2 separate regions of the Homo sapiens genome follow, and region 2 is linked to region 1. Evidence: read pairs that join two places in POLR2A ChIA-PET (ENCODE). Cell type or tissue: PC-9. All regions are shown on one strand. Links, peaks and the distances in the headings refer to the core of each region. The heading gives the core; the rest is flanking DNA.

Evidence for each region. Peaks named below come from ENCODE experiments on the same cell type or tissue, not always from the same donor. Only the 100,000 strongest peaks of a DNase experiment are listed, where the experiment ranks them.
Region 2: POLR2A ChIA-PET joins it to region 1 with 25 read pairs; 4 of 35 experiments call an interaction of 5 or more read pairs at or near these places.

The regions. Positions count from the first base shown.
Region 1 is chr22:35,697,592-35,713,577 of GRCh38, forward strand. It overlaps the pseudogene MRPS16P3 and a transcript of APOL5 not described here. Among named protein-coding and RNA genes, the nearest start is that of APOL5, 12 kb to the right of the region's middle. In PC-9, for the core only: no CTCF peak of the experiment used is centred there; a DNase peak (open chromatin) is centred at 7,770; H3K27ac peaks cover 580 bases.
Region 2 is chr22:35,621,800-35,637,785 of GRCh38, forward strand. It overlaps LOC284912 (a long non-coding RNA gene), which reads right to left. Exons shown (of 4, transcript XR_001755514.1): 2 at 15,148-15,409; 3 at 9,615-9,694; 4 at 5,777-5,860. It also overlaps a transcript of MB not described here. Among named protein-coding and RNA genes, the nearest start is that of MB, 12 kb to the left of the region's middle. RefSeq lists enhancers at 269-784, 1,443-1,737, 12,359-12,488. In PC-9, for the core only: CTCF peaks have their summits at 5,551 (motif pointing right), 9,999 and 10,198; DNase peaks (open chromatin) are centred at 5,832, 8,262, 8,782 and 10,044; H3K4me3 peaks cover 2,000 bases; H3K27ac peaks cover 5,832 bases.

The sequences.
Region 1 (15,986 bases), core at 3,217-11,216:
GGTGTACACCTCCTTCCATATTGGGAGTAATATCATCCTCTCCCCTCAGGATTGTAGGCAAAATATCGAAGGGGTTTTACAACTCGTGCGATATGGGCAGTAATATCATCCTCTCCCCACCTAGATATTAGGAACTATGTCACAGGAGACTGTACACTTCTTGCGATATTGGGAGTAATATCATCCTCTCCCATCATGGATATTAAGAAGAATATTACAAGGGAGGTGTACACCCCCTGCGATATGGAGAGTAATAGTATGCTCTCCCTTTGGGATATTAGGAACAATATCACAGAAGGTGTGTACAACCCCTGTGGTATTGGGAGTCATATCATCCTCTCCCCCGACTATAAGAAAAAATACCACAGGAGGATGTACACCCCCTGCGATATTGGGAGTAATATCATTTTCTCCCCCTCGGGATATTCGGAACAATATCACAGTGGGTGTGTACACCCCCTGCGATATTGCCACTAGTATCATCGTCTCCCTGCCAGCATATAAGGAACAGTATCACAAGGGGGTGTACACCCCCTGCGATATTGGGGATAATATCTTCCTCTCCCCCGCTGGCTATTAGGAGCAATGTCCCAGAAGGGGTGTGCACCCCCTGCTCTATTGGGAGTGATATCATCCTCTCTGTCCCTGGATATTAGGAACAATATCACTAGGGAGTGTACACCTCCTGCAATAGTGAGACTAATATCATCCTCTTGCCCCCTGGATATTAGGAACAATATCACAGGGGTGGTGTACAACCCCTGCAAAATCAGAAGAACTATCATCCTCTCCAACTTTGGATGTTAGGGACAATATCACGGGGGAGGTCTGCGCCCCCTGCGATATTGGGGGTCATATCATCCTCTCCCACCCAGAATATTAGGAACAAGATGACCGAAGGGATGTACACCCACTGCGATATTTTCAATAATGTCATCCTCTACACCCTGGCTATTTGGAAGAACATCATAGAGGGGTGTACACTTTCTGCGATATTGGGAGTAATATCCTCTCCTCCCCGGATATCAGGAAAAATTATATTAATTATTAATATTAATATATATAATAAAAATTAATACTAATCGCCGATATTAATAATTACAATAAAGGGAGTAAAAACTAATGCTGGTTAAAAATATTAAAGATTGGTATTAATAATTAATAGTAATGTCACTATTAATAATGAAGTAATGATATCAGTAATTAATCTTAATTAAATCAATAAGTGATGTTGCTAATAAAATAATAATTAATATTGTTTAATAACCAATATTATTGATAAATGGCATTCATATCAATAATTAATTTTAATCGTGCATGATGACATATTTAAAATAATTATCAATAATTAATAATCTTATACTATTAATTAATATTAACATTGATAATTATTATTAAAATTGATAATTGATGTTTAATAATTGATAATATTATTACTCCTAATCCCTCAGGGGTGTACACCTACCTGTGATATTGTTCCTAGTATCCAGGGACGGAGAGCATGATTTCAGTTTTAATATCGCAGTGGGTGTACACTCACCCTGTGACATCGATCCTAATATACAGGGGGTAGAGTATGACATGACTGCCAACATAGCAATGAATGTACAGCCACCTGGTGATATTGCTCCAAATATTCACGGAAGAAGCGTATGATATTACTCCCAATATCGCAGGGAGTGTACACCTCTTCTGCGATATTTTTCCTAGCATCCCGAGGGGGAGAGGATGATAATAATTCCAGTAGCGCAGGCTGTGTTCACCCACCCTGTGATATTGTTAGTAATATCCTGGAAGGGAGAGGATGATATAGAGCAGGAGGTGCACACCCACCCTGGGATATTGTTCCTAATCTCCATGGAGGGGAGAGGCAGATATTACTCCCAATATGGCAGGGGCTGTATATCCACCCTGTGATATTGTTCTTAATATCCAAAGGCCGAGAGGTTGATATCACTCCCAATATCGCAGAAAGTGTACAGCCCCGTGTGATACTGTTCCTGATATCCAGAAGGGGAGAAGATGATATTAATCCCCATATCGCAGGAGGTGAACACCCACTCTGTGATATCCTTCCTAATATGCAGGGGGAGAGAGGATAATATTATTCCCAATATTGCAGAAGATGTACACGCCCCCCCCCCCACCCGCCCGTGATATTGTCCTTCATGTCCTTCTCAGTCCAAGGCAGGGAAGATGGTATCGCAGAAAGTGTACACCCCCAGTGATATTGTTCCCATGATCCAGGAGGGAAGAGGATGATATTACTTTCCCATATCGCAGGGGGTGTACATGCCCCCAGTGATACCGTTCCTAATTTCCACGTGGGAGAGGATGATATTACTCTCAATATCACAGGGGTTGTATACCCCGCCTGTGATATTTTTCCTACTATCCAGAATAAGAGAGAATGATATTACTCCCAATAGTGCAGGTGGTGTACCCCCCCACCTTCCACCATGTGATATTGTTCTCAAGAGCTAAAGAAAGAGAAGAGAATATTATTCTCTGTACTGCAGGTGGTGTACACCCACCTGTGATACTGTTCTTAATATCCAGGGAGGGAAGAGCATGAGATTACCCTCAATATCGCCGTGGGTGTACACCCACTATGTGATATTGCTCCTAATATCCAGGGGGTAGAGTAGGACATTACTCCCAATATAACAGTGGGTGTACATCCACCCGGAGATATTGCTCCTAATATTCAGGGAAGCCGAAAATGATGTTACTCCCAATACCGCAGAGAGTGTACAACCCTTCTGTGATACTGTTCCTAGTATCCGGAGGGGGAGAGGATGATATTACTTTCAATATCGCAGGCTGTGTACACCCATCCTGTGATATTGTCCCTAAAATGCAGGAAGGGAGAGGACCGCATTACTTTCCATAGAGTAGGAGGTGTACACCCACGCTGGGATTTTGTTCCTAATATCAAGGGGGAGACAGCGTAATATTACCCCAATATGGCAGGGGGTGTACATCCCCCCTGAGATATTGTTCTTGCCATTCAGAACAGGAGAGGATGACATTACTCCAGATATGGAAGAAAGTGTAAACCCCCGTGTGATATTGTTTCTAATATCCAGAAAGAAAGAAAAGGATATTAATCCCCATATCGCAGGAGGTGTACACCCACTCTGATATTTATCCAAATATGCAGAGGGGAAAGAGGATAATAATATTCCCAATATCGCAAGGGTTCTGCAACCCCATGTGAGATGGTCCTTCATAATATTCCAAGGCAAAGGGGATGATATTACCACATATATCGCAGAAAACGTACACCGCCCAAGGATATTATTCCCATGATCCTGGAGGGAAGAGGATGATATTACTTTAAATATCACAGAAGGTGTACAAGCCGCCACTGATATTGTTTCTAATTTCAACGTGGAAGAGGAGGATGTGACACCCAATATTGCAGGGAGTAGAAACAGTCCTGTGATACTGTTCTTAATATTCAGGGAGGACGAGGACGATGTTACTCCCAATAGAGACGGATGTACAAGGTCTGTGCACCGATGGTGTACACTCGTCTGTGAAATAGATCATAATTTCCAGAGGCGGAGATGATATTACTCACGATATCGTAGACAGGCTGTGAGTCCACTAATGTGGGCCGTAATAGCCAGGGCGGGAGGGGGGGTGGCTATTCCTCCCCGCATCGCGAGGGGCGGCCTCATCCCCCTGCGATGTGTACCGTAATAGCCAGGGGGGCAGGGGGTGGCTATTGCTCCCCATATCATCACCCCCCTGCGATGTATATCCATTATTAGCGGTCTTTTTCCCCGATATTCGGAACAATTTCATGGGGTTTGCCTACATAGCCTGAGATATGAAAACTGATATCATCCTCTGCACCTCCGGATATTAGGAACTATATCACACAATGGGTGTACACTTTTTGTGAGATTTGGGCTAATCTCTTCCTGTGTTTCCCTGAATATTCGGAGAAATATCACAGGGCGGATGTCCTTCCACTACTCTCTTGGGAGGAGCATCGTACTTTACCTACTGGAAATTGGGAGCAATATCGCAGATGGGCTGTCAAGCCACTGTCATATTTGAAATAATATCATGCTCTCCCCCACCAGTTATGAGGAACAATATCACAGGAGTGTATGTACCTTCTCCGGTATTGGGAGTAATATCATCATCTCTTCCTTCAGATGATAGGGACTATATCACAGGGTGGGTGTACACCCCGTGTATTTTTGGAAGCAATGTCATTCTCTGTTCTTCCAGATTTTAAGATTCATCTCACAGGCGGGGTGTACACCCCTTGTTATATCTGATGTAATCTCATCCTCTTTCAACCTGTATATTTAGAACAATATCCCATGGGGGCTGTACATCTCTTCAATATTGGTAGTAATACCATCTTCTCCTTTCCTGGATATAAGAAACAATATCACAGGAGGGGTGTACACCCCTTGCAATATTGGGAGTATTATCACCTCTCCCCATGTGGTTATTAAGGACAAAATCCCAGGGTGGCTGTACAGTTCCTACGTTATTGGGAGTAATATCATCCACTCACCCCCTGGATATCAGGAACCATATCACAGAAGAGGTGTACACCCCCTTCGATATTGTCAGCAATGTCATCCTCTTCCCACTTGGATATTAGGAACACTACCCCGGGGTTGGGGGCGGTGTACACCCACTGCAATATCGAAAGTAATATCAGCCTCTTTCCCGCTGGATATTAGGAACTGTATCACAGGTGTATGTGTGCACCTTCTGGGATATTGGGAGTAATATCAGCCTCTACCCCGCTGCATATTACAAACAATATATGGGGGGCAAGGCGGTTACACCCCCTGCGATATTGAGAGTCATATTATTCTCTTTTCCCTGTACATTAGGAACTATATCAGAGGGGTCTGTACACCTTCTGTGGTATTGGGATGAATGTTATCCTCTCCCCCACTGAATAGCAAAAACAATATCACAGAAGGGTGTACACCCCTTGCGATATAGCCAGTAATATCATCGTCTCTACTTTTGGATACTAGGAACAACATCACAGAGGGTGTGTACATCCCCTGCAATATTGGGCATAATGTTATCCTCTCTTCCCCTGGATATGAGGAACAATATCCCTGGTTGGGGTGGGGGGTGGAGTACATTACGAACAATATCACTGGGTGCGTGTACACCCCCTGCTATATTGGGTGTAGTATCATCCTCTCTTCCCTAGGATATTAAGAACAATATCACAGGAGGGGTGTACATCCCCTGTGATATTGGGCATAATGTCATCGTCTCCCAACGTGGATATTGGGAACAATGTCACAGGGGGGTGTACACCTCCTTCCATATCGGGAGTAATATCATCCTCTCCCCTCAGGATTGTAGGCAAAATATCGAAGGGGTTTTACAACTCGTGCGATATGGGCAGTAATATCATCCTCTCCCCACCTAGACATTAGGAACTATGTCACAGGCGACTGTACACTTCTTGCGATATTGGGAGTAATATCATCCTCTCCCATCATGGATATTAAGAAGAATATTACAAAGGAGGTGTACACCCCCTGCGATATGGAGAGTAATAGTATGCTCTCCCCTTCAGGATATTAGGAACAATATCGCAGGAGGTGTGTAGAACCCCTGCGATATTGGGAGTCATATCATCCTCTCCCCCTGAATATAAGAAACAATATCACAGGAGGATGTACACCCCCTGCGATATTGGGAGTAATATCATTTTCTCCCCCTCGGGATATTCGGAACAATATCACAGTGGGTGTGTATACCCCCTGCGATACTGCCACTAGTATCATCGTCTCCCTCCCAGCATATAAGGAACAGTATCACAAGGGGGTGTACACCCCTGCGATGTTAGGGGTAATATCTTTCTGAGAAAGGCTTAGAATTGGCAATAAAACTACAACCACGACCAAAATAATACTGATGCTATCTCAGAATTACCTTGCATTTTACCTGTGTTAACTTGTTTAGCCCTCCAACAAATTGCTGAGTTGTCCTCCCATTTTAAAGCTGAGCACGAATTAGTGGACCATCCCCTTCCAGAACTGAGGCTTTGTGGCTTGGGTCGCCAGTGGAGCAGCCCAGTGTCTGGCTGCAGCGAGCCTCTGCTTCGATGCTTGGCCCTGCCAAGGCGGTGGAGCCGGTCGGTGAAAATAGCTGCACACTGGCTGCCCAATGTCCACCTCACTCTTCTCCTCTGTGTATATCCTAGGCGTACCGTGGATTCACCTTCACCATCCTCTGAGCCCTGGGTGGCTGCACCAACTGGCCCTTCCACGGCACTGTGTCTGCTCACAGGTGTCCCAGGAACAGCCATTTCATAGAGCAGTTGGGCTCCTATGGTCCACTGCCCAACAGTCATTAAGAGCAACTCGTTCCCCTCAACCTGGAGAGGATCCGGCATTGGGTTGGCTGTGGGGCCCGCCTATGGAAAAGCTTCTCGGTCTTTCTGGCTTTTTTCCCCTGCATTCTATGCTGACCACAACTGCTGAGTGACTGCAAAGAAAACAGGCACATGAAGTTCTCTTAGCTTTTCAGAAAACAGATACAAAGGCTATAGGAACAGAAGTGAGTTCACTTCAGTGAGCAGAGCAGTGGGAACAAGACCAAGGGCTTCTCAAAATGCTTCTGCAGAGATCTTAATTTTGTTAGATTTAGAGGTCAATAAATGGAGTTTTCTGAGTCACTCGTGCTCTTCTGGCCTGGCCTGAGCAGGGCCCAGGGCAAGATTTACTTTTGTCTGACATAGAGCTGGGTCTTGGTACTAATGAGCTTTTTCAGACTTTGACTTGGGAAAGGCAGTGGCTATAAGCAGGATTGGACTTTTGGGTGGGGCCCTGGGTCTCTTGGACGAATTTACAATCTATTGCCTTCCAAGACTTTCTTCTTCAAAGCCCCAGTCAGACTGTTCATGGCCCATCCAAATCTTTCTATAACATTCATGGTCATCCCATAGCCCAAGGAGTTACTTGCTTATTGATTTTGTCATTGGAAACTGTATTGTTTTGCTTAACACATATCCTTAAATTTACAAAGGTAGATTTGTTATGAAAATTGCTTTGGGGCTGTCATAACCTACCTTTCAAGAATGAGAAACTTGGCGAGGTGCAGTGGCTCACACCTGTAAATCCAGCACCTTGGGAGGCCGAATTGAGAGGATTGCTTGAGCCCAGGAGTTTGAGATCAGCCTGGGCAGCATGGCACAAAACCCTGGCTCTACAAAAAAATACAAAAATTAGCTGAGGGTGGTGGCGCACGGCCGTGGTCCCAGCTACCCGGGAGGCTGAGGCAAGAGGATCACTTGAGTTTGGGAGGTTGAGGCTGCAGTGAACCAAGATCACACCACTGCACTCCAGCCTGGGTGATAGAGTGAGACCCTGTCTCAAAAAAAAAACCAGAAGCTGGAAGAAAACTAATATTGCAAAGCACTTACATAGATCCGAGGCCTTTTACATGCAAGGTTATTTGTGAGGATTATAAGGTATCATAAAGGCAGGTAGGGTTAGCTCCATTTTACAGATGGAGAAGCTGAGGCTTAGAGGTGAAAACTTGCCCAGCAATACAGGATTCAGACCCCAATAGGCCTACCTGGAAAGCCCTTCCCAACATATTATGCTGTTCATAGAGGGAAAAGATGAGCAAAGAATGGGGACTTTTCAAGAATTCACTTAGAATGTCAATGATAGAATCATGTGTGGGTATCTTGAGTTTGGCAATATAAATGACTAATTGTGCAGAAGCAAAATATCACATTTCCTGCTCCAGCAGAACTGCAGGATTCTCCAAACACAAGCGTGACTCACATGGTTGGAGTGCACACTCTGGATAATATAGATTTCAAATTCCGGCATATGATGAAGATATGAGAAATTTACTTATTTATTTATTTTGAGACAGGGTCTCGCTCTGTTACCCAGGCTGGGATGCAGTGACATGATCTTGGCTCACTGCAACCTCCACCTCCCGGGTTCAAGTGATCCTCCTGCCTCAGCCTCCCTAGTAACTGGGATTATAGGAGCCCACCACCACGTCTGGCTAATTTTTGTATTTTTAGTAGAGATGAGGTTTCACCATGTTGGCCAGGCTGGTCTCAAACTCCTGACCTCAGGTGATCCAACTATCTCGGCCTCCCAAAGTGTTGGGATTACAGGCGTGAGCCACCGCGCCCAGTCAGATAAGGGAAATTTATACAGGAGGTTATAAAGCCTTAACAATGTTCCAACATATTTTCTGGGTTTCCTGTTCTGAGAACAATTAGCAACCATCTCAAATTATGGGGTCACCAAAGCTCCCCAGTTTTGCTGCTGGTTGGCCTCTGGTTGCTTCGAGACTTTTTTTTTTTTTCCTGTCTCGCTCTGTCGCCCAAGCTGGAGTGCAGTGGTGTGATCTCAGCTCACTGCAAGATCTGCCTCCCAGGTTCACGCCATTCTCCTACCTCAGCCTCCCGAGCAGCTGGGACTACACGCGCCTGCCACCACGCCCAGCTAATTTTTTTTTTTTTTTTTTTTTTTTTTTCTGAGTGAGAGTCTTACTCACTTTGTTGCCCAGTCTGGAGTGCAGTGGTGTGATCTTGGCTCACTGAAACCTCCGCCTCCCAGGTTCAAGTGATTCTCCTGCCTCAGCCTCCTGATTAGCTAGGACTACAGGCGTGCACCACCATGCCCAGCTAATTTTTGTATTTTTGGTAGAAACGGGGTTTCGCCATGTTAGCCAGGCTGGTCTCTAACTCCTGATGTCAAGTGATCTGCCTGTCTCCGTCTCCCAAAGTGCTGGGATTACAGGCGTGACCCACCACACCCAGCCTCTTCAAGGAGACTTTGAAGCCTCTGGAGAGGACCTACAGGGCCCAGTTTGGACATGAGCATCTCCAGCCCAGGGAAGGGCTCAGTGAAGAAACCCCACTGAGCATGGGCCAGTCCCCCAAGGTGGTGCAGCTCTGTGGATTTCTCCTGGGCATCCCCTTTTCCCCTTTCAGACTCCTCCAGGTTGTTTGGCCTGGGAGCTGACGATGTGAGTGCATTTTTCATTGCAATGAGATCTTAGGGCTCTGCAAGACTTTGACAGAAGAGTCAGGCCTGTGAGTGCTGTCAGACCCTGGCCTGGAAGGTCTGGGGTCTCCCTGGTGTGCAGAGGGCAGGTCTTCACCACATGACGGCGCTTCACAGCCTGGGAAGGGCGTGTCTATCGTTGCGTTTTTAATTTGCATTTGCTTACTTATAAATTATATACTATCACACTCGTCTTTAAGCAAAGAAAAAAGAAAAAGAAATACAAATTACAGTCACACACTGCATAATGATGTTTTGGTCAAAGATGGGTAACCCATAAAATTATAACGGGTTTTTTTTGTTTTTTTTTTTTTTGAGATGGAGTCTCACTCTGTCACCCAAGCTGGAGTGCAGTGGTGCGATCTCAGCTCACTGCAACCTCTGCCTCCCAGGTTCAAGTGATTCTGGGCCTCAGTCTCCCAAGTAGCTGGGATTACAGACATGCGCTACCACGCCTGGCTAATTTTTGTATTTTAGTACAGATGGGGTTTCACCATGTTGGCCAGGTTTGTCTCAAACTCCTGACCTCAAGTGATCCGCTGGCCTTGACCTCCCAAAGTCCTGGGATTACAGGTGTAAGCCACGGTGCCCAGCCCATTTTAATCTTTTATATCATATTTTTACTGTCCCTTTTCTATATTTAGAGATGTTTAGATACACAAATACTTACCATTGTGTTACAGTTGCCTGCAATATTCAGTACAAGCACATGCTGTACAGACCTGTAGCCTAGGACCAATGGGCCATACCACGTAGCATAGGCATGGAGTAGGCCAGACCACCTAGGTTTGTGTAAATATACTCTATGATGTTTGTGAAATGATGAAATTGCCTAAGGATGCATTTCTTAGAATGTGTCCCCTTCGTTAGGTGAGGAATGACTGTACTAATGAGGTTGAGCATCTTTTTAAATATTAACTGGCCATTGGATATCTTCGTTTGTGAAGTACCTATTTCAAGTTTCTCATCCACTTTTCTATTGGACTATACATCTTCTTCTTACTAATTATAGGAATTCTTCACATTTGCTGGAAATGGACCTTTTGTGGATCAAGGGACTATTCAGTAACGAGAGTAAAGGAGGAGAGTGGAGAGTGGTGGGGGGCCTCTCATCAGGCCATAGAAACCACAGAAAAAGTCCTCGGCCTTAGCCTGAGAGCCATGGTGCCCTGGAGAAGGGTTTTTCTTACCATCTGACTATTCTGTTCTCTTCAAGACTGACAGCACTGGTGTCATTTGGGAGTTCGGTTAGAAATACAGAATTCCGGCTGGACACGGTGGCTCATGCCTATAATTCCAACACTTTGGGAGGCTGAGGCGGGCGGATCATTTGAGGTCAGGAGTTTGAGGCCAGCCTGACAAACATGGTGAAATCCTGTCTCTACTAAAAATACAAAAAAAAGTAGTCGGGCATGGTGGCACGCACCTGTAGTCCTAGCTACTTGGGAGGCTGAGGCAGGAGAATTGCTTGAACCCAGAAGACAGAGGTTGCAGTGAGCCGAGATCACACCACTGCACTCCAGCCTGGGAGACAGAGCAAGACTCCATCTCAAAAAGAAAAAAAAAAGAGAGAAATCGAGACCATCCTGGCTAACATGGTGAATCCCTGTCTCTACTGAAAATACAAAAATTAGCTGGGCATGGTGGCATGAGCCTGTAATCCCAGCTACTTGGGAGGCTGAGGCAGGAGAATCGCTTGAACCCGAGAGGTGGAGGTTGCAGTGAGCCGAGATCCCACCACTGCACTGCAGCCTGGGCAACAAGAGCAAAACTCTGTCTCAAAAAAAAGAAAAAAAAAAAAGAAAAAAGAAATACGGAATTCCAGGCCCTGTCCTGTCCAAGACCTCCTGAAACACAATCAGCAATTTGATAAGGTCTCCAGGGAATGATTTACACGGTAAAATCTGGGAAGTGCTGGTTTGTCAAGAACCTTCAGGATCACATCTGTGCTCTTCACAAACATCGCTTGGATTAAAAAGGGGGGAAGGGGCAGAGCCGTCCATGGTTACAGTTCTGTTCCAAGATAAATATACGCTTTCCTCTGCGCTGATTTTTTTCTGATGAGAAGACCAGAATATTTATGCAACTCCCTTGAGTAGTTATATATTTATAGGGGCAGGCAGTGGTCAACAGTGGCCCGAACCATTGGACTCCTTGCTCAAAACTGCCTCAGCTCATCTGCCTGAAATTCCAGTTACTGTCATGTTGTGGGGACCCATATAGGAACAAAACGTGGACTACTCGAGAGGTAGCTACCCTGCGCCCACAGACTGTGACAACGGAGGGTGACCCAGGTAAGTACTTCAATCGAATGAACTTTAATTTCCTTGGCTACACAATGCGAGTAACACAAATGCGCTTCCCTTACAATGCTATTTTGAGTGGTACATGAGAAAATGGATGTCAAGTCTTTTTTTCATTAAATGATATGTCAGTCAAAAGATGAGTGTGGATGGTGGTTACCATGGGTGGTGGACTTGAAATGACCTGTGTTCACTTCCTTTTACTTATCGAAGTGTCAACATTTGTTATCAAGAACATGCAAAACGTATGCATATGCAGGTTTTGAATAAAAAGCTAATGCGATATAATCTTTGTCAGTATCTAGATATATTCTAAAAAGCAAAGCTAAGATAGTATTATGAATCAAAATGTCTTTTCTTCTGTGCTCTGAAGAACTAATAGCATGCCAAAAAAATCATACTAAGGTATAAAACACACAAAATTTTCACACACACACACACACACACACACTTCTTCTGAGAGTTTCTATTTTCATGGCTATTGTAGGCGCCAGTCTGTTGTTTCTGTGCTGAATGTTCTAGAAAGTCTGAAGCCAACATACTTGGTCGCTCAAGAAATTCCTTTGTTTTATCTGAAATCTAGTAACTTCATTACATTTTCCCTGCTGCCACCATTCAGCAACCATTTTTCCTGGGACCTAGTGTGCTCTTTTATATCTAGAAATATTTCTTCAATTTTATCTTTAAATATTTGTTCTGTTTACATTTTCCAGTTTTCTTCTTTGGGGATTCCAAGGAGCATATGTTGGCATTAGCAAAATTCCTATTTATTCCATATGTTTTTGCTAAACTTTTTTCAGCACTTTATTTTCACTTCATCCCTGTCTTCTATATCTTTTTTTTTAATAGTGTCTGTTTTCTCTTGTATAAAATCCAATGAGCATTGATTTTTTTGTAATGACTTTATTTTTCTCTTCTCTTCTTTCCTAAGCTCCACCAGCTTCCATGTGCTTTCCTCCTGTTACCTTGCCATGTTTCCTCTGAGCCCTCACATCTCTGTTTTATGCTCTTGCATTGTAGGGGAAATTCCTTCACTAACTTTAACAAAATTAATTACAGAAGAATGATAGTTTCCATCAGCTTGCTGGCAGCATGTTTCTGGTGAGTGTTCTTTATCTGCTCTTTGTTTTTGTTGTTGTTGCTGTCTGCCTTTAGGTCTTTCTTTCTTTCTCTTTTTTTTTTTTTTTTTTTTTTTTTTTGAGACAGAGTCTTGCTCTGTTGCCCTGGCTGGAGTGCAGTGCTGTGATTATGGCTCACTGCAGCCTCAACATCCCAGGCTCTCAAACGATCCTCCTGCCTCAGTCTCCCAAGTAGCTGGACTACAGGTATGCACCACTACACCTGGCTAATTTTTTTTCTTTTTTATTCTTCTTTTTTTTTTGTAGAGACAGGGTCTCACTTTGTTGTCCAGGCTGGTCTTGAACTTCTGGGCTCAAGTGATCCTCCCGCCTTGGCCTCTTGAAGTGTTAGCATTACAGGTGTGAGCCACCTCACCCAACCCCTTTTTGTCTATATACTTAAATGCCTATAAATGTGTATATATATACATATATATGTACACACACACACATATATATATATTCGTTTTAATTGTAGTGAAATATATATAACCTGAAATTTTCTATTTCAAGCATTGTTAAGGGTACAGGTCAGTGGCATTAGGTATATTCACATTGTTGTGCAGCCATGGCCACCAACATCCACAGAACTCTTGTCCTCTTGCAAAACTGAAACTTTGCCCCAAGTAAACAATAACTCCTCATTCCCCTCCCCCAGCCCCTGGCAACCACGACTCTGCTCCCTAGCTTCATGAATTTGACTACCCTAAGAATCCCATATAAGGGGAATCCTACGGCGTGTGTCCTTTTGTGAGTGGCTTATTTCACCTAGCAGAATGTCTTTAAGGTTCATCCATGCTGTAGCATGGGTCAGAACTTCCTTCTGGCCAGGCGCAGTGGCTCACGCCTGTAATCCCAACACTTTGGGAGGCCAACGTGGATGGATTACCTGAGGTCAGAAGTTCAAGGCCAGACTGGCCAACGTGGTGAAACCCCATCTCTATTAAAAATAAAAAAATATTAGCCGGGCATGGTGGCACATGCCCGTAATCCCCAGCTACTTGGGAGGCTGAGGCAGGAGAATCGCTTGAAGCCGGGAGTGGGAGGTTGCAGTAAGCCAAGATCACGCCATTGGCACTCCAGCCTGGGCAACAAGAGTGAAACTCTGTCTCAAACAACAACAACAACAAAAAAAGCAAACAAACAAAAAAGACTTCCTTCTTTCTTGAGGAGGAATAATAGTTCATGATGTGTATATATCACCTTTTGGTCATCCATTCATCCATCAATGGACAGTTGGCTTGTTTCCACATTTTGGCTATTGTGAGTAATTCTGCTATAACCATTGTTATACAAATATCTCTTTGAGACCCTGCTTTCAATTCTCTTGGGTATATATATACCCAGAAGTGGAATTGCTGGATCATATGTTAGTTTTATTTTTAATTTTTTGAGGAACCACCCTGTTGTTTTACACAAGGTGAAAAACGTGTTGTTTTTTATGGACCAGCTATCTTACACAGCAGCTGCATTATTTTCCACTCCCACCGGCAATTCACAAGCATTCCAACTTGTCCACAATATATATTTCACCATGTTTTTCCTTCCTTCCTTCCTTCCTTCCTTCCTTCCTTCCTTCCTTCCTTCCCTCCCTCCCTCCCTCTCTTCCTCCCTTCCTTTCTTCCTTCCTTCCCTCACGGAGTTTTGCTCTTGTCGCCCAGGCTGGAGTGCAGTGGCATGATCTCAGCTCACTGCAACCTTTGTCTCCCAGGTTCAGGTGATTCCCCTGCCTCAGCCTCCCAAGTAGCTGGGATTACAGGTATGCACCACCACACCTGGTTAATTTTTGTATTTTAGTGGAGACGGGGTTTCGCCATGTTGGCCAGGCTGGTTTTGAACTCCTGACCTCAGGTGATCTACCTGCCTCAACCTCCTAAAGTGTTGGGATTACAGGTGTGAGCCACCGCGCCCAGCCTTCTGTTGTTGTTGTGTTTTGTTGTTGTTGTTGCTGTTTGTTTGTTTTTTGAGACAGGGTCTCACTCTGTCACCCAGGCTGGAGTGCAGTGGTGCTATCATGGCTCACTGCAGCTTCAACCTCCTGGGCTCAAGTGATCCTCCCATTTCAGCCTCCTCAGTAGCTGGGACACAGGCATGTGCATCATACCTGGCTAATTATTTTATTTTATTTTTGTGGAGACAGGGTCTCTCTATGTTGCCCAGCCTGATCTCAAACTCCTGGACTCAAATGATCCTCCTGCCCCAACCTCCCAAAGTGCTGGGATTACAGGCATGAGCCACCACACCCGGCTCATTTTTATTTTTCGGTAAGAGTCGTCTGCATAAGTGTGAAGTGGTATTTCATGTGGTTTTCAAAATAATTATTATTTTTTAATTTTTTGTGGAGACAGAGTCTCACTATTGTTGCCCAGGTTGGTCTTGAACTCCTAGCCTCAAGTGATCCTCCCACCTTAGCCTCCCAACATGTTGGGATTACAGGCATAAGCCACCGTACCTAACCTCGTTGTGGTTTTGATTTGCATTTTCCTAATGATTAGAGGTGTTGGGCATCTTTTCACATGCTTATTGGCACATATTGGGAGAAATATCTATTCACATCCTTTGTCCATTTTAAAAATTGGGGGTTTTTTGTTATTAATTTTTTTTGTGTAGACCTTGTGTTGATGGCTTTTCTTCTTTTCATGGACCAGCTATTTATGGAAAATTAAATAGAAAAAAGCCAGGGCTGTGTTCTAGGCTAGCAGAACTGTTCTTTATGACCTGGGCCTTCTACCTGAATTTCTAGTATATATTTCTCCCCAGCAATGGAATTGGCAGTTTTCAGATTGTTCACAAGGTGGAGTCTTTTCCCCTCTCTGCCTCAAAAACAAACTGCTTCCTACAAATATGGCTTGTCTCACTGTGTTTCCTCATTTAGTCCTATCGTCACTGCTTTGTGGAACCAATCCGGATTCACTGCCAACCTGTACACCTTAGTGGATTCACTGCCAACCTGTACACCTTAGTCTTACTATTTTGAACACAGCATTCTATTGTTGCACTTTGGGAACACCCATTGCCTTGAAGAGAGGCTTTTCTTTTCTCTGAAATTTGCAGTTATCAACATCTTCTCTCCTCTTCCTCCCAAAGCCCTGCTCATTCCCATTGCTTTTGGCATCCTTTTAATCTAGTTTATCTATTTTCCCTCGTCTCTAATAGATGGTATTTGCTTCATTTTCCTTGTTGCTTATGGGTAATTTTTGAAAGAAGAGAAATTGAGAATGTGATCCATTCATGTTCAAACCAGAAGTCTTTGCAAGCACTTCTGAGAGTTGCTGTACTATGATGGAGATAGCGAGAGGCTTGACAGCGAAAGAAACAGATGCTGGGGTCCCTCCCTGCACCCTCTCTCTGGGGTAGCTTCCTCTGAGTTATTCCTCAACCCCTCCACCTACCATTGGTGTTTCCCAGCTCCAGCCTCAGTGCTCTTCTCCCCTCTAAGCTCTCCATCCTCCGTGGATTTTATCTGTTTACGAATTCCCATCTCGGAGTCACCAGGCCTCAGCTCCGTATGGCGCCCC
Region 2 (15,986 bases), core at 4,489-12,488, 75 kb before region 1:
GAACATCCCAGGACTTCCACTGAGCACCCTCCCCAGGCAAGGCAAGTCGGGGGCCTCAGTCTGGTGGAGAAAGACGGGCTCTGCCATCTTCGGTCTCCAGCCACTCTCACCTCTGGTCACATGCACACAAAGAGAACGCTATAGCAAAGGGGATTCCAGCACCCACCTGCACAGGTTTGAGCCCCTCAGGCAGCTGTGCACCTGGCCCACAGTTTTTATGGTCAGAAAATCCAATCTAGGTGACCTAGGAATTTGCTAGCCCTTGGACAGCTGACAATTCCCTTTGGTAAATCTGGGCTTAAGACACCACCAAGGGAGATCAAAGATGTGGCAAGAAGGAGAACTCTGGCTCCTCAAAGCCAGGACTCCCCACGATCTTCACTACTCTCTTCCTCCTCCTTCTGGGAACCAGCCTTTGGAGGCCAGTCTGGGCAGTGCCTCCCTCCTGCCAGCAGGCCCTCCCACCCCACCCCCAGCTTAGCTTGTGCCTCCCTGGCAGAGTCTACCCTCCTGGACCAGCGCCAGGCCAGGGCTCAGAGCAGGGCTGAGGCCTGGGAGTTGCAGGACCTGCTCAAGGCCCTTGATGGGGCAGCAGAACCCCCAAGCTTGCTCCAGACTCCCAGGAACCCACCCACCAGGGCTGCTCCTCTCCAGCCCCTCAGCATCCATCATACTGACCACAGCTCCCCTTCTCCCCAGCTGTCCTCGCAGAGCCTCCAGCCAAGCGGCCAGGGCTGGGGGTGGGGAGAGGTGTCTTATAGCAGCCGGGGAGAGGCACAGGGAACTAAAAATACAGTTTACATGGCAAGGCTCCTCCTCTCCCTGCAGGCCCAGAGGGGCTTATTGGAGGAGGGCTGGCAGGGACACAACATCCTAATCCCTTAGTCAACAGGTGTGGCCTGGGACACCGACCTGCCTCCCCCCTCCACCCTCCCCAGCCTTGGAGGCTCCGAGTGGCTCCTCCAGCTCCACCATCCACCTGTCACCTGGACAGAGACCAGCCCCGCCTCCACAGTCACCTAACCCCACATCCACCCATCCTCCCCTTCCTTCAAGGCCCATTGCATAGGAACGGCTCCCCTGCCAGGACTCCTCCCACCCCGCTCTACCCATTCCCAGCAGATGTGCCCTCTTCCCCACTCTGGCTCCAGCATGGGTGCAGCCTTCTCATCTCTCTTGCTTTGGGGTGCACCTGTCTGGACTGGCTTCTCCCCATTTCTACCCTGTGAGTGCCTCAGAGGCAGGAATATAAAAGCCACAAACTCATATTGTACTTAGTGCACACCAGGGACACCCCTCCTCCCAGCAGCCCTTTCTTTTGCAGGAGACACTTTTACAAGCGTCACTTTACACTTGAGAGAACTGAGGCACAGAGAAGTTAAGTAACTTACCCAGAGTCACACAGCGAGGAAATACCAAGCCCAAGATTGGGACCCAGGTAGTCTGGCTTCAGAGTCTCTGCTTCATGGCTAAGAACTGGTCTAATTTGGAGTCCTTCCCCCTCACTCTCTCACCTGCTCTACAGTACCTAGCAAAGGACCAGGCCAACATGCTCTTTGATTGTTTATTTTTGGATTGAGTCTGCCCAGGGTTTTGGCTTGCTGGAGGCAAAGGCAAAGACAGTCGGTGACCTTGCCCCAGGGCTGACAACGGGTGCCCTACTGCCATCTAGTGGCAACAAGGAAAAAAGCCTGCACCTCTGCCCTTCCATCTGGGCTCTCCAGTCCCTCAACCCAGCCAGTGGGGAGGGGTCTTTTTCTGTCTCTATATTCGTTATATTCATGGCGCCTTGCTTAGAAGACCATGGATGGCTTGCCAAATTATTAGAAGATGAATTGTGATCTTTTAATATTGTGATCCAGGAAAAGTGGCATAACTTTCCAAGGGCGCTTTTTTTTAAATCTGTAAAATGGAAATTTTGAAAAGAATAACCTACCTCAAATGTCACTATGAGGACTGAAAAAGGGAGCACTGGCCAGGCGCAGTGGCTCACGCCTGTAATCCCAGCACTTTGGGAGGCTGAGGAGGGAGGATCACTTGAGGTCAGGAGTTCAAGGCCAGCCTGGCCAACATGGTGAAACCCTGTCTCTACTAAAAATACAAAAATTAGCCAGGCATGGTGGTGCACTCCTGTAGTCTCAGCTACTCAGGAGGCTGAGGCTGGAGAATCGCTTGAACCCAGAAGGCAGAAGTTGCAGCGAGCCGAGATCACACCACTGCACTCCAGCTTGGGTGACAGAGTGAGACCCTGTCTCTAAAAATAAATTAAATAAATAAATAAATAAATAAATAAATAAATAAATAAATAAAATTAAGAAAAAGGGAGCACTGAATGTGGTGGATACATAGTGATAAAAGAAAAACTTCAGCCAAATTAAATGTAAAGGAGTTTAACAGAGCAGTGAATGATTTGCGAGCAGGGCAGCCTCCCGAGCCAGAGTAGGTCTGGAGACTCCACAGCTAAATAGTGGAAGATTTATGGACAGAAAAAGGAAAGTGACATACAGAAAACAGAAATGAGGTACAGAAACAGCTGGATTGGTTACAGGTTGGCATCTGGTTTATCTGAACATGGTTCGAACAGTTGGCTGCATTTGATTGGCCAAAATGCGGTGATTGGCACAGTGTAGGCTATAGTCTGTCTATACCTCCACTTGTTATAGTTCATGATGTACAGAAAAACTTTTAGGCCCAACTTAAAATATGTAAGGAGGCGGCTAGAGGTTAAACTTTTTTAACAACAGTAAGTGCTCAATAGTTGCTCACGGTGATATAAGGTATCCATGGTCCTTGCTCTCAAGGGACTCAAAGTCCAGTGGAGGAGATACCTCAGTGGGATCTGGAACGCAGCAGACATTTCAGCAAAGGCTTTGGAAGGGTGAGAAGGCAGTGCCTAGGCCTGGGAGGTGAAGGCCTTTGAGGGATCAATAGGAGTTTGTTCAGAGGTGATGGCTGGCCTGGATGTGAACGTATGAGGGAGCGTTCTGCAGAGTGTTCTAAGCAGAGGTACCAAACAGTGCTGCAAAAGCCTGCCAGAGACGTGTGGGGCAAGTGGGGCTGTGGGAGGTGACACCTACTGGGAAGAACTTTATGTGCCAGGCTCAGGTGATGCCTGAGCAGCGTTTTGAAGGATCAATAGGAGCTTGTTAGGAGCAAAGTGAGGAAGGGATATTCCAAGCACAAGGACCAAGACAAGGACTTGGGGGCTCAGAACGGATAGTCACGTTCCACAGCACTCATGCTCACCTGGTGTGTGCCAGGCTCCGTGCTGGGCTCTGGGGGGACTAAGGTGACACCGGCTGGCCTCCGAGCATTGAGAGGTGGTAGGAGGGAGGGATGTGTGACCTAATGTTGTCAGTACTTTCTGATAAGGGCAATAATCGAGGTCATTCAGCATAGGGCTAAAGGCTTTGGAATGAGACTCCTGGACTCGGCCCTACCATGCACTACTTTTGTGATCCATGAAAAGTATCATAACTTTCCAAGGTCTATGCTTTTGTTATCTATAAAGTGGAGATTTTGAAAAGAATAACCTATCTTAAATATCATTGTAAGGATTAAAAGAGGGAGCACCCAGCATGGTGCCTGATACATAGTAAGTGCTCAATAATTGCACACTGTGATATAAGGTAGAGAGAAATCATGGAGTAGGGAAACATTAATTCCACCAAGGAATTAACATGTAACTGAGAAGGTGATGTCCGAGCAAGGTTTTGAAGGATCAATGGGAGTTTGTTAGGAGCAAAGTGAGGAAAAGACATTCCAAGTACAAGGATCAAAACATTCAAGGACATAGAAGTTGGTGTGTTAGGACTAGGTTTGGTTGTTGGTAACAGAAAACTCAAAATAACATGGCTTCAGCAAGAGAGTATTAATTTCTCTTTCATATAGAAGTCTAGAGGCAGGGGATTCAGAGCTGACATGGCACACCACAGTCTCGGGGACCCAGCTTCAATCTACCTTAGTGCTCTGTCATGTTACACATATGGCCTTCACCTCCTCATCCAAGATGGCTGCTTGAGCTCCAGCCATCGTGCCCTCATTCCAACCAGCAGGAAGGAGAAAGGGGTGAAGAAGGTTGTGCCCCTATCTTAAAGAACACTTTCCAGAAGTTGTAATTAATACTTTATCTTGCTGCGCATCCAATGGCCGTACCTCACTGCAGAGGAGGCTGGGATATGTAGTCTTTATTTCTACATGGCCACATCACCAGATAAAAATTGGAGTTTCTACTACTTAGAAAGAAGTGGGGAAGGTATATTAGATGAAAATGAGCGATTTCTATCATAGGAGACATAAAATAGCATGCTATGCAGGACGCATAAATATTTTGGTGTTTCCGTGGTGGAAAAAGTGAAGGGGAGAGTGATGATTACAGAAATAAACAGAGGCCAGGCATGGACAGCCTTGGGAGCCACAGACGTGGGGGCGTGTCCCCAGGGAGAGCCACAGAAGGGTTTCCGAGCAAGGGAGAGCCATGGTCTGATTTGCTGTCCTAGAAACATCACACTAATTGCAGATGTGATTAACATAATGGAGGGGACACGTCTGGAGCCAGGAGGCATTTCTCCCTAACATTTTATTATAAAAATTTTCATACATGCAGCAAAGTGGGAAGAATCTCACACTGAAAACCACCTAAACTCTACCACTGGCATTTTACTAAATGAATTTAATCATGCTTCTCTCTCCCTCTACGCACCCATCCATTCTTCTTGTTTTGTGGCATTTTAAATTGCAGACATCTATCTGATTCCCTGCAGAAACTCCACAATACATGACATGAACAAGAGTTCAAAATTTCTTTGCATTTTCTGTTTTGCTGTAAGATGTAAAATTTACATTTAATTGCACATGTCTTAAATATACATTTGCTGAGATTTGACAACTACACTCACTTGTGTAGCTCAAACTGTATTAAGTTAGAGAACATTGTCATCACCCAAAGTTCCTGCACGCCCCTCCCCAGTCAATCCTGGCCCCCTCACCTGCCAGAGACAACCACTGTCCTGATTTTTTTTTTTTGAGGCGGAGTCTCAATCTGTCACCCAGGCTGGAGTACAGTGGTGTGATCTTGGCTCACTGCAACCTCTGCCTCCCGGGTTCAAGCAATTCTCCTACCTCAGCCTCCGGAGTAGCTGGGACTACAGACACATACCGCCACACCCAGGCTAATTTTTTATTTTTATTTTTAGTAGAGACGGGGTTTCGCCATGTTGGCCAGACTGGTCTCAAACTCCTGACCTCAGGTGATCCGCCTGCCTCGGCCTCCCAAAGTGCTGGGATTACAGGCATGAGCTACTGTACCTGACCTTACTTCTTTTAAAACCACAGATTGGTTTGGGGAAGGCAGACATTTGAAAGCCTGTTGGGGGGCCATGTACTGAGTGGGGTGGGGTTCGGAGCTGAAGGAGAGGCAGGGCAGAGGGAGACAGGATTTCCAGGGCTTCCCTGCAGGTTGAACTTGGAGGCTGGAGAGAGTCATTTAACCAGAGTGCCCGTCATCTGCTGCCAGGAGTTGAGTTTCTCGCTGAGTGACCGGGCAGATGGTGGCGCCATTTACTAAGGTGGGGTACCCAGGACGAGGACGGGCCGGGGGTGGGTGGAGACCAGTTTCCTTTGGGACACGTAGCATCGGGTGTTCAAGGGGCATGTGCCTGGCAGTTGTAGGGATACACAGCCATCCCCAGGGCAGCTCCTTTCTTCTGACCCCTGTGGAGGTGTGAGCTGTCCTCTGGTGAGGTGGTGCCAGGGAGCGGTCGCCAGGTTTGTCCACCTCCTTCTTGGCCAGCCGGCACCAGCGTGTATCGGGCTCCCTTCACCAGGAAGGGGAGGTGCTCTCCTCGGTCTACCCTGAAGGCTGCACAAGGGGCGTAGAGAGGGCATGGGTGTGGTTACTTCTGGGTGGCAGGACATGGGAAAGGAGACCTTACTCCTTAGGGGAAGCTGGGGAGCTCAGGCGCCCGTCTGGGCAGTCTCCAGGCCAGGTCCTCTCCTTCCTTGTTCCCTCCCCAGCATTCTGCAGCCACACACATTCTCTCTCCCCAGGCACCGCCCATCCCTGTCCCAACACCTCCCACCATTCCCTTGAAAAACAATCAAACCCCAGCTCCCCCAGGAAGGAGGCGTCAGAGTCAGCTCTGCTCCAGGGAGGGCCCCCCAGGGAGGGGGCAGGAGAAGCAGAGAGGGAAAATGAAACCACGGTCACCCTGGGCTGCAATTAGGTTTTCTCTGGTCTCTCTCAAATCAAACACAACCCACAGCAGAGCCATTTCTTCCTTAAAAGCCCATTTGTGGTTCATGCCTGTAATCCCAGCACTTTGGGAGGCCGAGGCGGGTGGATCACGAGGTCAGGAGATTGAAACCATCCTGGCTAACACAGTGAAAACCCATCTCTACTAAAAATACAAAAAAAAAAAAAAAAAAAATTAGCCGGGTGTGGTGGCGGGTGCCTGTAGTCTCAGCTACTTGGGAGGCTGAGGCAGGAGAATTGCTTGAACCTGGAAGGCGGAGGTTGCAGTGAGCCAAGATCACACCACTGCACTCCAGCCTGGGCAAGAAAGCAAGACTCTGTCTCAAAAAAAAAAAAAAAAAAAAAAAAAAGAAAGAAAAAAGAAAAAAAAAAGCCCATTTGGTCCTCAGGAGATATTGCTATTCTTCCCATTAGCGTGAGTTGGACTCATTTCTTGGGAATCAATGCCCCATCCTTATTCTGCTAACACAGGATTGGGTTCCCCTTCCAGAGTTGCATCACAAAACATCCTGAATTTATCTGGCAATTTGGAGAAGCCTCAGTTTACCCCATCGGGCTGAGGGTTACAGTCTAAGCTATAGGAAGTGCCAGCGTAGAGGAGGCAGCAGACGTCACCTGGGGAGGATGTGAGGGAGGAAGAGAAGGACCCTTGCGGGGGTCAGCAGCATTTCAGAATTGGGAAGAAGAAGAGGAGGTGGGGAAGAAAACTTCCTAGAGGGGACGACAGGGTCAGGCCTGCATTTGAAGGGTGGATGAGAAGAAAGCCTCATGGGAGATGAGGAGGACTACTAAGGGCTTCTTATGTACCAGGCTTGGGTGAGGGCAGAAATACAAATATGGCTGCCTACACTGGTGTGTTAGCATACTAGCTGCTGTAACAAACAGCCCCCAAATCTCATGATGTGTCCTTAGCCATGGCTCAAAAGATTTCGTTCTCATTTATCTCCCAGTCCAATGTAAGCTGAGAAGAGGGCTCTCCTGCACCCAGTGATTCAGGCACTCAGGCTCCCTCCCCAAGGACTTCCAAAACCCCCATCCCTCTGCATCCAGCAGGCAAACCGCTGGAGAAAGAAATGAGGGTGGGCTGGGCAAGGTGGCTCACGCCTGAAATCTCAGCACTTTGGGAGGCAGAGGTGGGTGGATCACTGGAAGCCAGGAGTTCGAGACCAACCTGGCCAACATGGTGAAATCCTGTCTCTACTACAAATACAAAAATAAGCCTGACATCATGGTGGGCGCCTGTAATCCCAGCTACTCGGGAGGCTGAGGCAGGAGAATCACCTGAACTCGGGAGGCGGAGGTTGCAGTGAGCCGAGGTCACGCCGCTGTACTCCAGCCTGGGCAACAAGAGTGAAACTCCATCTCCCAAAAAAAAAAAAAAAAAAAGGGTGGAGGATCTTGTAAGGGGTTTTAGGGGGTATGCCTGAAAGTGGTGCTCATTGCTTCTGCCCAAATTCCATCAGCCAGATCACAGCCACAGGCACCGCTTACTTGGAGGGAGTTGTGGGAATGAGGTCTCTCTGTGTGCCCAGGAGGAAATGAAACAGGGTTTGGTGACTGTACGGCATTGCCTGCCCAGTCATGGCCCAAGATAATAATAATAATCTAGTGGAAAGATGAGAAAGGGAAGCTGGGAATAAAATATTTATATAAAGAATGCACCCTAATATTCCACACAGCACATAATAGGTGCTCAATACTTTTTCAAGTGAGTGCTGTATCACCACTGATCAAATACACAGGCGCTGGGGCAGGTTCCAGGGGCTGGGGAGAGGGTTGATGGCACAATAGAGGCATGAAAGGTGGTAAGAGCAAAGTTAGAGAAGCAGGAATGCACGTGGAATGTTCAGAAAACCCAGAGAAGACCAGTTTGGCTGGGTCAGAAGTTTTGTGAAGAGGATGGGTCACGGAGGCAGTTGGAATGTAGGCTTGGAGGGCATGGGGAATGATTTTGAACTTGAAGAATGTTGGCGGCTCTCAGCAGGCCCTGAGGAGTGGCTGTGGTTGTGGGGTGGGGTGGGGGTTCCCAGGCATCCTGGATGAATCATCAGGGTCAGTTAAAATTAGTCACCACGACCCCGCAGGGGAAGCCAAAAGACAGTTGTGTGGCTTATGTGGTAGCTGGGATTTGCCTCGCTGGGGGATCTTTGGCCTTCTTAGTTTGGAGATGGGGGAGCAGAGGAGGGAGAGGAGAGGAGGAGGAAGAGGGGAGGAGGAGGAGGAAGAGGGGAGAAGGAGGAACAGGGGAGGAGGGAAGGAGGCGGAGGGGAAGGAGAAGAGGAGGGGGGGAGGAGGAGGAGGGGAGGAGGAGGGGAGGAGGAGGAGGAGGAGAAGGAGTCCCACTCCACCCTGCCCCCATGATGTGCGAGCACTAAGATGGCCTGGGACAGAACTGGATACGACACAGTTTGGGGAGCTCTTCTGAAGGCTAATAATGGTAAGTTCAAGTACACATAAATGTCTTTCTCTCTCAAGGAACAGTCCCAGGCTTAAAAGCCTTGTGGGGCTGCTCCACCAAGCAGCCCTGGTTCTTCCTGTGGCATTGCTCAGCCCCGACCCACACATCCACATTCCAGCCCCAGCCAGCAAGGAGGACTGGGAAGGGAGGGCACATCCCCTCCTAAGGGAAGGCCCACACTCAGCTCAGTCCTCACTGGCTGGAATGTGGTCACATGGTAAAGCCGGCTGCAAGGGAGGCTGGGAAGCCTCTTTAACTATGTGGCCATGGCACAGCTAAAACTTGGGGATCCTATCATTAAGGGAAGAAAGAGAGAAGGGAGACAGTGTATCTAAGCAGAGAAGCCTGAGCTTTTCCTGCTGGTTCCCCGTGGATTGAGGGTATCGTGCAGGGTCTGACATTCCCGGGTGCTCCGCTGAGGGGAGGTGGAGTTGTGGAGGTGGCTGGTGGTCCCTGGAAAACTGGGAATTGAGACAAAAGAGCTCTGAGCCCAAAGATTCAGCACGTAGACGCAAAAGGTCCTGGCCATGAACTTGACAGCACAAGACCACAGAAGGCCCGGTGGACCAGGTACACCTCAGCAGGCGTCCAGGTCCCCAGAACAAAACAGTCATCCTGGAGCAGAGAGCAGGGACCTGGGGACGCCCCAGCATCTGCACACCTGTCCAAGGGCCCATCTTCCCGCCTTTGCTCTCCTCCCATCTATCCAGCACCATGTTGGAGAGGAGTAGGTGTGGAGGTAGCCAAAGGAGGAAACTGAAATACTGAGTATATACCAGGAAGACTAAGATGCCATTGTTGGCTCATCTAAGTTGCCCCCTGACACGCTGCAGTGAGAGAAGCTTAAAAACAAGAGGCAGTGTCTTACAGTGGTCAAGGGTGTGGATTCCGGAGCTAGACTACCTGCATTTGAATCCTGGTTTCACTGCTTGCTGTGTGACCTTGAGAAAGTTACTTAATCCCTCCGTTCCTCCTTTCTCCATCTGTCAAATAGCAGTAATTAGAACCTGCCTCAGAGGGTGTTGTGAAATCTGAACTACTTATAATACTTAAAACTATACCTCGTACGGAGTAAGCACTCAATACACATGGGCTATTGGTCTCAATTATAGATAATAAAGAAAACACATTTTTAAAACATCTGCGTTGAAATGATTTAAAATTTTACCTGTTACATGATGAGTGAATAAGAGCTGTGAGGCCGGCGAGGGCAGGTACTGTATCTATCTTGCGTTGCCATTGCTCAGTTCAGGGCCAAGTTCATGACAATGCCAGCCTCACCACCACCACTTGGGGCGCCACACCCTAAGCACATACCACTGGCCTGTCTGGGTCCAGTAGCTTTGAGTCCTTTATAAGCAGTGGCTCATTTAGTCCTCATGACCATCTTAACTAGGAGGTACTTGGTAATAATTGCTGAATAAAGGAAATGCCTTCCACCCAGGACAGGTGAATAATGGATGGAAAAGTGCTTTGTAAACTGTAAAGCAGGCTACTTGTGAGGATGCAAACACTTAGGACCCCTTCCCCAAGGGCCTAGGATTCTGTTCTACTTTCGGCTTGGCTGTTACCTTGGGAGGAATGCACCCTGTGTTCTAGAATTTTCCCTCCACATGTCCCTCTTTCAAAATGTAGCTGTCTTGGTGTTCGAGACCAGCCTGGCCAACATGATGAAACCCTGTCTCTACTAAAAATATAAAAATTAGTTGGGGGTGGGCCAGTCACGGTGGCTCATACCGTTAATCCCAGCACTTTGGGAAGCCAAGGCGGGTGGATCACCTGAGGTCAGGAGTTCGAGACCAGCCCAGCCAACTAAAGTAGAGACAGCCCGTCTCTACTAAAAATACAAAAAATTAACTGGGCGTGGTGGCGGCACCTGTAGTCCCAGCCACTCAGGAGGGTGAGGCAGGAGAATCACTTGAACCCAGGAGACAGAGGTTGCAGTGAGCTGAGATGGCGCCATTGCACTCCAGGCTGGGTGACAAGAGTGAAATCCATCTCAAAAAAAAAAAAAAAAAAAAAAATTAGCCAGCCTTGGTGATGCACACCTGTAATCCCAGCACTTTGGGAGGCCGAGGTGGGCGGATCACCTGAGGTCAGGAGTTTGAGACCAGCCTGGCCAACATAATGAAACCCTGTCTCTACTAAAAATACAAAAATTAGCCAGGCGTGGTGGTGCCCACCTGTAGTCTCATCTACTCGGGAGGCTGAGGCAAGAGAATCGTGGAGGCGGAGGTTTCGGTGAGCTGAGATTGTGCCACTGCACTCTAGTCAGGACAACAGAGTGAGACTCGGTCTCAAAAAAAAAAAGTAACTGTCTTGTGTATCATTTTTCCTCACAGTTTGTCTTAGTAGTAACTGAGGGAAATTCACCCTTCTCCCGCCCCTGACCTGAGGAATTTTCTTTCAACAAAGGCCAGGAAAGGCTTGATATTCAGCCCCAGAGGAAGGACCCTTTACTCCTATTCTGCTGTAGACTGGACTCCCTGACACTCTGGCATTATGCCCTGTGGACTCATCTGCTTCCACCCTCCCCAGCTGTGCAAAGCCCATGCACTGAGGGCCTCCCCACGGGGCACCTTCTCCAAGGAGGCTCCCCAAGATCCCCAGCTCCAAGTAGACGTCTCCCTGCAGGCCCCATCCCCTTCTTCCTGGCAGGATACTAACTATGGCCCTTGTCATAGCTCTGTGGGAGGAAACACTGTCTTTATTCATTGATTGATGGATGCAGTAATTCATTCATGAATTCACTCAGCGATACCTATTGAGTACCTCTTCTGTATCAGGCATGACAGCCACAGTGCAAACATAGTGGCCAGCACATAGTAGGGGAACAAACACTGACTGAATTTCAGGTGCCAAAGCCAACATGTGGGGGAGATATTTGGAGACTAGGGGTCTCTTTCTACTCTGCTAATATACACACTGCCTGGGTGGGTGAAAGGCAGTGTTGCTTTTCAGTTTATAATGAAGGAAGGAAGGGAGAAATGAGAGGAGAGGGAGAGAGAGAGAGCGCATGTGTGTGTGTGGGGGGGTGCGTGTGTGCGTGTGTGTGCGTGCATGTGTCTGTGCATGTTTGTGTGCGTGTGTGCATGTGTAAGTGTGTGTGCGTGTGTCCATGTATGTGAGTGTGTGCGTGTGTCAGTGTGTGCGTGTGTCCATGTATGTGAGTGCGTGTGTCAGTGTGTGTGCGTGTGTGAGTGTGTGTGCGTGTGTAAGTGCGTGTGTGCGTGTGTGTTAGTGTGTGTGCATGTGTGCTTGTGTTCACACGTGTGTGCATGTGAGCCCGTGTGTGCAAGAGTGTGTGCGTGTGTGTGTGCGTATGTGTGAGAGTGTGTGTGTGTGCAGTGTGCCTGGACGTGCTTATGTAAGCATGTGCCTGGGATCATGGATGTGTCTCTCTAAGGGTGTGGCGCCCAGATCTTCAAGGATGTGGAGAATCACTCCGTTTGCTGAAGAAGGGAGTACTAGCTACGGGGAAGAAGACAAATACATACACAGCAGGGTGAAAACTTGAACAGGGTTCAGGGCAGGGAGTGGCTGAATCATAGGGTGCAGAGCGGTAAGAGATGGATGGTGATGCTAGACAGGTGGGCAGGATCCAGTTGTAGAAAGCTCTGACATCATGGCCAAATCCTAACCACCCTCTAAGCCCTGACACAAAGGACACGCCCTCCAGGAAGCCCTCTGTTGTTGTCTTTTGTTGTGTCTGTTTCACCAGCACCCTCCCCTTCTTCCCTATTAGGAACTTGCTGCATTTGGCTCGCCCTGCCTCTTGACCACAGTGACTTTGCTTCTGAACTGAAGTTCAGAGATGGACACATGGTCAAGCCAGACAAAGCCGAATCTTCCCTGAGACTTTTCTGATAGAGTTCTTGGAAGGACGTTGCCATGTAGCAAGGATGTGAGTTTGGGATTGCAGGTGGCCCCTGGCCTGAAGAACCAAATCAAACAGAGACAGGGGACAGCCAAGAGGTTCAGCAAGATGGAGCCCTGATGATTTTTTCTAAATCACAGGACCCAGCTCTACCTAAAGCCAACTGCACTCTGGACCTTCCTGCTAAATCATTCGTTCATTCAACAAATAGCTATTGAAGCCAGGCGCAGTGGCTCACACCTGCAATCCTAGCACTTTGGAACGGCGAGGTGGGTGGATCACTTGAGGTCAGGAGTTCGAGAGCAGCCTGGCCAACATGGTGAAACCCCGTCTCTACTAAAAATACAAAAATTAGCTGGAAATCGCTTAAACCCGGGAGGCAGAGGTTGCAGTGAGCCGAGATCATGCCATTGCACTCCAGCCTGGGCAACAGAGCGAGACTCCATCTCAAAAAGACAAACCAAAACAAATAGCTATTGAATGACTACTACATTCATCAGAAATCTCTGGAGAAACAGAACCAATAGGAGAGTTAGGTAGATCGATTTATTATAAGGAATGGCTCACGTGATTGTGGGCTGAGAAGTTCCATAGCCTGCCATTTGCAAGCTGGAGACCCAGGAAAGTCAGTGTTATAATTCAGCCAGAGTCTGAAGGTCTGAGTATCCTGGGAGTAGATGGGGTAAAGCCCAGTCTGAGGACAGAAGACAAATGTTCCAGCTCAGGCAGTGAGGCAGAGAGCAAATTCCCCTTCCTCCACCCTTTTGTGTGATTCAGGTCCTCAGTGATTGGATGATACCTGCTCACGTGGTGGAGACCATCTGCTTTACTCAGTCTACTAATGCAAATGCTAATCTCTTCCAGAAACCTCCTCACAGACACAGCCAGAAATAATGTCCAACAAAATATGTGGGCATCCCAAAGCCCAGTCAAGTTGACACATAAAGTTAAATACCACACCTACTGTGTGCAAGGCACAGTCCTAAATAGTAAAAATACAGCAGTTAAAAAAAAAGTCAAAGATCCAACCAAATGGAGCTTACACAATAGTACGAGGGGATGGATAGAAACACAATAAATAAGATAAATAATAAAAATAGAAAGCATGTTAGATGATAAATCCTATGGAGAAAAATAAAGCAATAAAGTAGAGAAGAAGCATAGAGAATGTTGAGCAGAGAGTGGGAGATTCTTTTTTTTGAGACAGAGTGAAACTCTGTCTCAAAAATGGAATCTCACTCTGTCGCCCAGGCGGGGGTGCAGTGGCATGATCTCGGCTCGCTGCAACCTCTGCATCCTGGGTTCAAGCAATTCTCCTGCCTCAGCCTCCTGATTAGCTAGGACTACAGGCATGCACCACCCCACCTAATTTTTGTATTTTTAGTAGAGATGGGGTTTTGCCATGTTCCCAGGCTGGTCTCAAACTCCTGGCCTCACGTAATCCACCTGCCTTGACCTCCCAAAGTGCTGGGATTACAGGCGTGAGCCCCCACACCCGGCCCTTACTTTTTATTTATTTATTGGAGACAGAATCTCACTCTGTCACCCAGGCTGAATTGTTCAGCAGCACAATCTCTGCTCACTGCAGCCTCAGCCTCCTGGGCTTCAGCAATTTTCCCACCCCAGCCTCCCAAGTAGCTGGGACCACAGGCACATGCCACCATGCCCAGCTAATTTTTGTATTTTTTATAGAGACAGGGTTTCACCATGTTGCCCAGGCTGATTTTTAATTCCTGTGTTCAAGTAATCCAGCTGCCTCAGACTTCTCAAAGCGCTAAGATTACAGGAGTGAGCCACTGCGTCTGGCTTAAAATGTACTTTAAAATTTAATTTAAATGTATTTGATAAAGATTTGATAAAGATTCAGTGAGATAAAGGAAATATTTGATAAAGATTCAAAGAGATAAAGGAGAGAACTACAGAAATACCTTGCGGGGTGGGGGGAAAGCATTTCAACAGAGGGAATAGCAAATATAAAGAAAGGCCCTGACGTAAAAGTATGTCTTACTTATTCAAGGTACAGTCACATTCCATGAGCCAAAAGTGATTTCTGTCACTTGCAATCAAAACATTCCTACCAGCCGGGCATGGTGGCTCATGCCTGTAATCCCAGCACTTTGAGAGGCTGAGGCCGGCAGATGTCCTGAGGTTGGGAGTTCGAGACCAGCCTGACCAACATGGAGAAACCTCATCGCTACTAAAAATACAAAATTAGCCAGGTGTGTGGCGCATGCCTGTAATCCCACCTACTCAGGAAGCTGAGGCAGGAGAATTGCTTGAACCCAGGAGGCAGAGGTTGCAGCGAGCCGAGATCGCACCATTGCACTCCAGCCTGGGCAACAAGAGCGAAACTCCATCTCAAAAAAACACAAAACAACAAAAACAACAAAAACATTCCTACTAATATAGTTTCCCTGATCACCCCTCAAGAAGCAGACCCTCTTCCCTCCCTCCCAGCTGCCTGCTATCTGTGCCCCTGGCCACATTTACTATCAGTGCTTCACACAGCTGCCTTTATTTCAAATCATTTGTTATTGAGAAACATCATTAAACACCTACTATGTGCAGCATGCATGCTCACAGCCTGACATCGATACTGTCTCCCATTTATGAGTGCCATCAGGAAAGTTCAGAAAGGCTCATTTTTCCCAGGGCCACAGTCCCAGCAAAGGGCAGAGTTGGGATGCAAACCCAGGCTTGTCCAAGCCCAAAACCCACATTTGCAGACTTGGCATCCCAGCTCCATCTCAAGTTGAAGACACTGGGCATATGTTCTGGAAGAATGTCAACTTCTCCTTTGGAACTCAGGTGCAATTCAAGCCTGTAAGGAAAGCAATGCTTTCAATAACAAAGCTTCGGCCAAACAGTACAGCAATCGCTTTACACACAGCAGCTCATTTCATTTCATAAAGCCCTTGTAAGGCAAGGTTTGCTATGTGCATTTTCAGGTGAAGAAACGGAGGCTCTGATGACCCTGCTGCAACCTCACCTGACTGGTCTGTGCGGCTCCTTGTTCCCACGGGTTCTTAATCCCCTCCTCTGAGTCCTGCAAAGCACTTTGCATGGGGCTAGGCTTTGCTCTCAGCAGCCCTTGCTCTCACCAGAGCACCCCCCGAGCTGAAATCCCTGAAGCCCAGAAGCCCCTCTGCAGAGCCAATGCAGTCCCTAGAAAAGATGCTGGCTCAGATGGAATCTTAACCCTGGCTCCCTGTCCCAGTGGGAGATCTGAGCTTCCTGGGGGTGGCCCTGTCAGAGCTGACATCCCACCCACCCTGCTCTGTCCCCTGCAGTTCCTGAGGGGCTCATCCTTCCCTATGTTTGAGTTTCCATCCTCCCACCCCACCCTAAGGCAGCCAGGCCACTCCCCGAGACTGGGAGCCCACTCCAGCCTGGGAAGC